Linked DNA regions of Homo sapiens: region 2 is linked to region 1. A link is an interaction called in ENCODE POLR2A ChIA-PET data of the cell type or tissue named here. Cell type or tissue: MCF 10A. All regions are shown on one strand. Each heading gives the region's core, and the rest is flanking DNA. Links, peaks and the distances in the headings are about the cores only. Region 1 overlaps HLCS (holocarboxylase synthetase). Region 2 overlaps SIM2 (SIM bHLH transcription factor 2).

Region 1 (4,388 bases), core at 73-4,072:
TTTTGCGGTTCCAGTGTGATGACATGGCTTGGTCACCATGCTTCGTGTTTGCTAAAAAGAAACCAGGGATATGAGTTTCTGAATTCTCAACCTGGTGCCTTTGCCAGAGAACAAAGTCAGGTTAATCAGACGTCTTCCCCTCTCCAGCCCAACTCATTCGCTGGCTGACCTCTCCTGGTCCCATGGTTCTAAGAACCATCTCCACGATAATGATTCCCAAATGAATATCCTAGCCCAGACCTCTCCCTCCCACTCCAGACTTCTGCTTGGATTCCGTGGGCTGTCTCATAGGCATCTTATGCTTGCTACATCTAAGTCCAGCACCAGATTCCACCCTCCAGCCTGCTCAGCCCTTGCCTCCTGCTTTTGGGAAACGGCACATCGCTTTTTCCTTGAGTTGTGTGTGCCAGAAGTCGTGAACTCACCCTTGACTCCATCTTCCTTTCAGGAGCTCAGTTCATCATCAGGTCCTCTTTGTTCCACTTTCAAAATGTGCAGAACACATCTCTTTCTTCCTTCCACCAGGCTGTTTTCCATGTGGCAGCCAGGTGAATTCCTTTAAAATGTAACTTAGTTATCTCATCCCTGTTAGCTTAGAAAGGCTCAGTGTTGCTTCCTACTTCATTCAGTAAAAAATCCAGAGTTCTTACTATGACCTGCACACTTCCAAATCTGTCCCCCAACCAGCATAACCCTTATTCCTATTCCCCCCAACCCCATACGCACAGAGTGTGCTTCAGCCACGTCGGTCACCTTTTTGTTCCTCTCCAATCCCACTGAGGGCCTTTGGCCTTGCCGCTGCCTCTGCCTGGAATAGTCCTCTGTCACATGTCTTCATGGTATGCTCTCACTATCTTCTTTCTGAACAAATGCCTTATTGCAGCAGCCTTCAGGGACCACTTGAACACCCCATCCTTTGTCCTTCCTTGTACCCCTTATCTGCTGTATTTTGTTTTCACTGCATTGACACATTATGCATTTATGTCTCTCTCCCACCGCCTTGCACACACATACTAGAATGCCAGCTCCCTGGGTGCAGAGACAGAGCATTTGTTCACAGAAACAACCCCAGAGCCTGGAGAGGGCCTGGCACAAAGTTGCCGAATCATCTGTATCCTCATGGGTTTGCTCCCAGGAGCTCAGAGATCGCCTCTTTGGAAAAGTTGCGGCAGGGAGGCCAGAATGAGCCAAGCGTAACCCAGTCACACCCGTAGCTCGTCCTTAGTAGAAGCTAAGAATCCAGGGCAGGTCTGAAAGCACATTCACAGGGTGCTCTGAGGCTTCTAAACAGCTGTCCACATAGGCACTAACTTGGTATATCCTCCTGACAACCCTATGACTGAAGCAGCATCTTCATGAGAGATGCTTTCGATGGGAGAGGTTAAGTAACTTGTCTGAGGTCTCTTGGCCGTAAAGGGACAATATTGCACCAGCAGCCACATGCCTGACCATTTATGTAGCTTCTGACTAGCACTAAATTTCTTTAAGGTCTGATTTATCTCTAACATGCTTGTAAATTTTGCATAATTTTTACTCCATAATTCTGGTACATGTTTGTTTTAATATAAAAATAACAGTTGATCCTACCAGCTTACTCACTCCACTTTTTTGCTTCTTGGGCTAAAAGTGACACACCAATAAGATTGCATCCTGGCTGGGCGCGGTGGCTCACACCTGTAACCCCAGCACTTTGGGAGGCCGAGGCGGGTGGATCACAAGGTCCGGAGTTCAAGACCAGCCTGGCCAACATGGAGAAACTCTGTCTCTACTAAAAATACAAAAATTATTTGGGCATGGTGGTGCATGCCTGTAATCCCAGCTACTTGGGAGGCTGAGGAAGGAGAATTGCTTGAACTGGGGCCCAGGAGGCAGAGGTAGAAGTGAGCCAAGATTGCGCCACTGCACTCCAGCCTGGGCAACAGAGCGAGACTCTATCTCAAAAAAAAAAAAAAAAAAGACTGCTTCCTGCTGTCCCGTGTTCTCCGAGCCCTCCGACAGGCACACACCTGTGGATGATCTTAGAACTCATGTAAGCAGCGGGGGTCGTAGAGAAAATGAATCGGTACCTAAGGCAATGTGCAGAAGTGAATGGAGCAATAGAAAGAAGAATTATTTGATGTAAACTAAAGATCTCAACAACTCGAATCAGGTTATTTAATCAGGAATCAAAAGCGCATGAGGGGTTCAAGTCCAACTGCAAAGCTTGGGGTTCTGGAGGACCACAGATGCAGCTGCCCCCAAGGATGCTGAGCATGTGACTACACATGCAAATGAAAGGGAAACAAAACCAAATGGATGGGGTGATGGGCAGAGTTAAGGTCTAGACAGCATTTTGAGATCTTTGCTGTCCTCACCATGAGTCACTCTAGAAAGCCTGGGGGTCACATGACTGAGGGGACACAGCCCTTTCCCCAGAGCCTCTCCCTGCATCCTCTCGTTCTTGCCCCTGGCTGCTGGCTCAGGAGGCACCACGTGTTGTAACAGCTCTGTGGTTCTGGAGTGAGACACAGGTTGTTGGCTTCGTTACTTGGGGATGAATGTTTGTCATAGGTACTGGGCATGCCTCTTGACAGCCATGTGACCCTGGATGAGTAACTTCAGTTCTCTGAGCAGGTGCCTCATCTACAAATGGGGATTGTCATTGCTCCCATCAGTCTAAGGAGGAAATGAAATCATAAGTAGCAGCTCACTCTGGACTGACGTAGCACAATTGGCTGATGATCATGGTCGTCCTCCTCCTCCCCCCGCTCCCTTCCCTTCCATCCCTTCCCTCCCCCTCTCCCTTCCCTCCCCCCCTTCTCCTTTTCTTGTCATCATCAGGGTAAATCGAAGGAAAGAGCCATTTTTGCAGGTCTAAACGGTTGAATGTTAGGGATTTCACATGGTTCCACCTGCTACTTCTGCTCTGACCACTGATAACAGTGACACACAGATGGCAGCCGTCCCTGGTCACACAGATGCCAAAGTGAGCTCATTCTCCTGCTGTGTGACAGAAGAAAAGGCTGACGGTCCCCAGAGCGTAGCGCTGGGAGCCTGCGGGGTAGCCGCCGGGTGATTTACCAGGGTCCCCTTCTAGGTTTCACTATTGGCACCTGGTTAATGGGAAGGGGATTTAGGGACCCGGTGCTGAGATGGTCTTTTACTGTTCTTCAGAGCAAAGTCCTGTGAACGCTGACAGGTAGCGCACTCACCTTCTAGGTTTGAAAGCTCGCTTGTTCCTGTCTGTGTGGCTGGCCCACACCTAACTGCCATGAGGTTTTTTTCCGCTGCCTTTCTGATGGCTTCACAGTGGGAAACCTGCTGTGTCCATCCCAGCCAGCCCTTTCTTTGTGAAAGTGGTAAGAAGATAACCCCATTCTAACTTGGTTGTTCTTTTTTCCTTTCCTTTTGCAAAGAGTGCTTTTGCCGGGGGTGGGGTGGGAGGCTGCAAGGGTTTTGGAGCCATGGAAACTTAATCCTTGTGTGTCCAGCAAACAGGCCCCTTGGAGCAGCCGCATTCCATGCAGCCCCGTGGCACCCGCTTCCGTGGCCCTCGAGGGCCCACCCTCGAGGGTGCTCGGCATTCTGTCTGAGCCCCAGCCTGCCTGTCTGCCATATTCCCCATCACCCCCTATTTCTCTCACATGGTACTAACCCACCTAGAGTAGGTTACATTTAATGGGGTGAGAAAAATCCACACCGTAAGAGAAAAGTCGCAGGTGAGGTCAAACTGCTTCCTCCCAGGAGGGAAAATGATTTTTTCTCCTCTCTGGCTCCCACACTGAAAATTCATACAAAAGGGCTCTTTTTATGTTTGATGTATTGCCTTTAAAAAACAAACCTTTCATGTTTTTTCATTTTTGGTTCATACCTCTTGGCCGACCCAGCAGGAACTTGGCAGTTGGTGAGCAGCTTCTCGCAAATGCTGAAAGCGGTCTCACTGAACAGTCACCGCTGCCCAGAGCCCTGGATGTGTGGGTTGGTGTGTACTCGGCTCCGGCAGGGGTGGGGGTCTGCATGTTGTTGCCCCGGACATCCTATGTGGGGTTTCCTTATGCGATTCTTGCTACTTGGTATGTATTTGAATTGTTTTTACAACAGAGGACGCTTCTTAGGGTTACCTGAGGCACGGTGAGCAGGTTTTATTTTGGACAAGCCTATATGTTGCTGTTTTTTTCTATTATGATTCATGTCCCCAAAGATCTCTGCTGAGGCATATTTAGCCAACTTTAAATACAAGCAAGCTCAAACAAAGGCACCCCTGCATCTATCATTTCATTTTCTTCTGTTTACAAAGCACATTGTCCTACACCCAGGTTCTTTGCCAACACCACTGCCAAATCAACACAGATGGACAAAATGGTGGACGGAATGGCTTAAGAACATTTTGCTGACTTCCTCATTTTTTT
Region 2 (4,388 bases), core at 237-4,236, 74 kb after region 1:
TGTAATCCCAGCTACTTGGGAGGGCTGAGGCAGGAGAATCGCTTGAACCCAGGTGGTGGAGGTTGCAGTGAGCCGAGATCACACCACTGCACTCCTTGCCTGGGTAACAAGAATGAAACTCCAACTCCAAAAAACAAAACAAAACAAAAAACCGTACTGTGCAATTTTCAAAAACAGTAACAGCACTATGTTCTGCAATTCTCTGACACCTGTTGTCTTTGTCCAGCTTTAAACAACCCCACAGTGAAAGAATTCGATTCAGGTGCGATGTTCTAGCCTAGCCCTCATTTTTTAGAAATTACCTCTTCAGAGCCATGATTCATGTTGATGTCTGCAGACATATCATATCCAAGAATCAGACCTTAGCTACAACTAGGTGCCCCATCTCATTTCAGAAACCAACATGCCAGGCTCTCTCCTTGGTAAGGAATAATTAGACTCCAGTGACTATTTCTGGAGCTGGAACTTGCGGGCCACAGAACTGTCTGCAAGGGATTTTACAACTGTGTGTGCTATTTTGTATTCTCTCTTCCCAGCCCGAGAATGACCTCTCCCCACCAACCCCCAGAAGACAGCAATAAGAATGCAACTCATGTTTTTCCTGCAGCCAGCTACCCCATTCTCATCACCCTTAAAGCCTCTTCTTTTGCATTTTGTTCCACTGGGGTATTCTGGCCAAGCTGGGTGCCATAGTCCAAAGCACACATAAGACCCATTTGTCAAGAGGCCTGTTGGCCTCACTGGATGGTTGGAGGGAGTTAAAAGGCCAGGGCCCCTGGAATAAGTCCTTCTGTATCTTCCTAGCACTCATCACAATTGAAATTTAAGGAGTCATTTGTGTAATGACCAGGGCTTCTTAATGATTTGTGCCACAGCACAAAACCTACAGATCCCTACTTGGAGTAACATTTTTAAATACATAAAATAAAATATATAAGATTACCAAAAAAGCAACTGTATTGGAAAATAATTATCAAAATATTTCAACACAGTGATACGGATATAAATGTGCTGCTTTATTAATACATAAATAAGAAGATTCAGTAGCAGGTCTTAGAACTCCTGAAATTTTGAAGTAGGCATGTGGGCATAAGCGATATGTTTAAACCTGCAAAACTTTCCTATGATATGGAAAACATCTGTGATTTCTATTGTTGGCAAAGCCACAGGTACTAGGGACCCCAAGATGGTTTATCATCTATCATCAGAAGCAAAGGAAATGCCAAATTTCAACTGGAGGAAACACATATGTAATTTTCCCCATGAAATGTCATGGACCACCCCCGACCCCCGAGTTTTAGGCACGGCATCTTGGTTAAGGAGAAGCTTGGTCTAGACCCGTGATGCTGTAATCCCTGGAATTCTGACCCAAGAGCACGAGGGGAGCAGGCTTGCACCACTTTTGTCCTCTACCTAGCACTCAACACGGGTTCTGGCCAACAATAGGAGCTTGATGAATATTGGCTTAAAAGACACAGGTATCAATGCAAATCCCCACGTGGTGGGTGCTGTGTGTGTATTGGAGAGACCTGGGCTGGGCAGTCCTAGTCATGCCCAGCCACTTGGCAGATGTGGGAAGCAAAGCCCTGAGTTCCATTTAAGAATGTCGCCTTGCTTTTAGTCTGTTTTTTTTTTTCCCTCTGGATGGAATACCTTGGAGCAGGTGGTGGTGCAGCGGCTGGTGGGCCGTGAGGACAGCGGTCATCTCATCGTGGTCAGAAGGATGGATGTATTCATAAATACTGTTGCCCGTGAGCTCCACCTGCCGTGGAAGGGAAGGGTCAGAAATGCCACCGCCTCTCTGGGATTGGCGCAGGGGGAGGGGCAAGGTGTGTCACAGGTGCTCACCCTGCCAGGAACAGAACTTTGATCTCTGCTGACAACCCACACCTTTGCCAAACGCAGAAACAGTTTTCTTTTCTCAACAGAGCTCAGAGCTCTGAACTGTCTCCCACACTGTCTAAAAAGGCCATGGCACTGAGGCTTGAGCTTGCAGCCAAGAGAACCCTTAGCAGGAAGGACCAGAAAGCAAAGGGTGGAAAAGGTGGGCACCAGAGGTGGGCGGCGCTGCTGGCCTGGGCAGCATCCTTCATACAGAAGAGGGCTTGAAACAGACCCAGGCCAGGGTCTCTGTCCTTCCCTTGCTGGCGATCTGAGGGGACTGGGTGGCCAGAAGGCCAGCTGTCCTGTCCACATAGTGCTCCCTGTGGAAGTGTTGTCCACTCCGAGGCCGACCAGCCGTCCACGGCAGGGGCGCCACTGCGCCCGAGGAGGACATGAACTCAGACAAAGGCCCTTTCTTCGTCGACTCTGAGCTGTGCCCCTCAGGCGCTGCCAGGCCTCTCTCACATTACCAGCAATGAGTCTCTGGCCCTCCCAGTCCGAGATGACTGTGCTAATTCTGTGGCTCCCGCCCAGGGGTGTGGCTGGGGCTGTGCGTGCCCTGCGGGAGGGTCTGGGCCTGCTCCAGAGAGCCACGTTATATGGGGATTATGTCCTGGGGTTGCTGCCTCAACAGTCCGACGCTACCTATTTCCAGACACAGCCCACAGAGGACAGCACATCCATGTCACTTTGCAGGAATGGATGGCCCCAGGAAAATACCCATCATAGTTACAATTTTTACACAGAGGTCCCTGGAGGCCCAAATTCCCGAACTTGAGAATCTTTCGAATGTTCTCTCAAACATAAGCACCAGGAGAGGATATGATAGAGTCTCAACACCTGGGCCCCCACCCACCTTAAGATGGACAGTGGCACAGAATGTTCTAGAAATGACTAGCAGAGCAGCCTTCTGAGCAGTGGTGGGTGGATCCTATTTTTAGAGCTATAATCAATAGTGCTGAGGGTGGCAGACAAGGACAGTGAGTCGGTGAACCCCAGCATTGTTCAGGGGAGGCCCAGGGGCAGTGGTAGGACTTCCTCCACCACCAAGGGGAGTCCCAGTGCCCAGCCTGAGAAGAAACTCAAAGCATGTGGGAAACCGTCCTTGGGTGGCGAAGGATCTTGGGTAGGTCTGGAGAATTCCTTCTTGACCCTGCCGGAAGGAGAGAGGGTAACTCAAGATAACAAAAGGAGGCTCATGGTGTGTCTTGTCCCGAGCCACCCCCTTGTTATTTTTAGGTGTGTCTTGCTGCAGGTGTCGCTGGGAGCCTGTGGCTCTCCATCAGAGGAGAGACAACATGATTATCTGCAAAGTGGCCATCCTGACGGTGCCACCTCACGCAACAGGACAACCCAGCCAGCTGCTTAATGGAGAAGTTCTGGGAGTTGCAGTTCCAGATTAGCATCTAGGCCATCAGCTTTTACTTGGGACCAAGGGGTCGTGGAGGGGTGAAGTGATTTATCGCACTCCTCTGAGCCAGTTCTTCCAATTTGTTAAGAAGAGCGAGTTGCTTTCTTATTCAGAATAAGTTACACTTCTGGCCTGCTAAGTCATCTTGTCCCTAAAACGGCTCTCACAGTTCTATGTTTTACATTATTCATGGAATGTTTCCTTCCAATATTATGCAAACAGAGCAACAGAGAGAATCCTATTAGAGGAATCCTCCCTACCCTCTACTTAACACCCACTTCCCAAGCCTGGCACTTTCTCAACAGATCTCCCAGACGGACATTCGCCTCCCTGAAAAGTTTATTACAGGATTTCATTTAAGAAAAATAATAAAACTAAATATTCTTCTTTCGAGTCATTCCTGTTAATCCTTAAAAAGTTTAAATAAACTGGCAACAGGTAAGCCAGCCATTTGGGACAGGACCATTTCCTTTTTTCCTCAGGGTGGCAATGACTATGCCCTGGGAAGGCCTGTCCAGGTGCGGAGTGGCAGAAGCTAAAAACTAAGAGAGTTGGCTTAAGAAAATATATATTGACACTTTGGTAGGCCGAGGCAGGCGGATCACCTGAGGTCAGGAGTTCAAGACCAGCCTGGCCAACGTGGTGAAATCATGTCATACTAAAAATACAAAAATTAGCCGGGCGTGGTGGCATGCGGCTGTGATCCCAGCTACAAGGGAAGCCGAGGCAGGAGAATCGTCTGAACCCGGGAGGCGCAGTTTGCAGTAAGCCGACATCGCACCACTGCACTCCAGCCTGGGCGACAGAGCAAGACTCTGTCTCAAAAAAAAAAAAAAAGAAAAGAAAGAAAGAAAAGAAAATATATAGTGACTCACAATTTCAACAGTTTATTTTAAAAATGAAAAAATAACAAAATAGAGAAATGTTATATTGGCCTATCGTTTCTCCCTTCCCCATGTTTTCAGGGAAAAAGAATAATTCTGGTTTGCTCGAAGTTCTTTTCTGGAAAAAAGTAACTGATGTGTTTTCGGGAAACAACTTTACCTCCTTGCAGAAAGACCTTCCATCTGTGCTTATTAAGGGTTAGATTTGC

What was found. Peaks named below come from ENCODE experiments on the same cell type or tissue, not always from the same donor. Only the 100,000 strongest peaks of a DNase experiment are listed, where the experiment ranks them.
Region 2: POLR2A ChIA-PET joins it to region 1 with 5 read pairs; 1 of 35 experiments calls an interaction of 5 or more read pairs at or near these places.

Annotation. Positions count from the first base shown.
Region 1 is chr21:36,790,864-36,795,251 of GRCh38, reverse strand. The region is part of intron 6 of HLCS (holocarboxylase synthetase); the gene reads left to right. It overlaps LOC105369305 (a long non-coding RNA gene), which reads right to left. Exons shown (of 2, transcript XR_937700.3): 1 at 1-4,388. Among named protein-coding and RNA genes, the nearest start is that of SIM2, 94 kb to the right of the region's middle. In MCF 10A, for the core only: no CTCF peak of the experiment used is centred there; a DNase peak (open chromatin) is centred at 2,511.
Region 2 is chr21:36,717,195-36,721,582 of GRCh38, reverse strand. It overlaps SIM2 (SIM bHLH transcription factor 2), which reads right to left. Exons shown (of 11, transcript NM_005069.6): 4 at 1,654-1,762. Among named protein-coding and RNA genes, the nearest start is that of SIM2, 20 kb to the right of the region's middle. RefSeq lists an enhancer at 1,285-2,071. In MCF 10A, for the core only: no CTCF peak of the experiment used is centred there; a DNase peak (open chromatin) is centred at 2,382.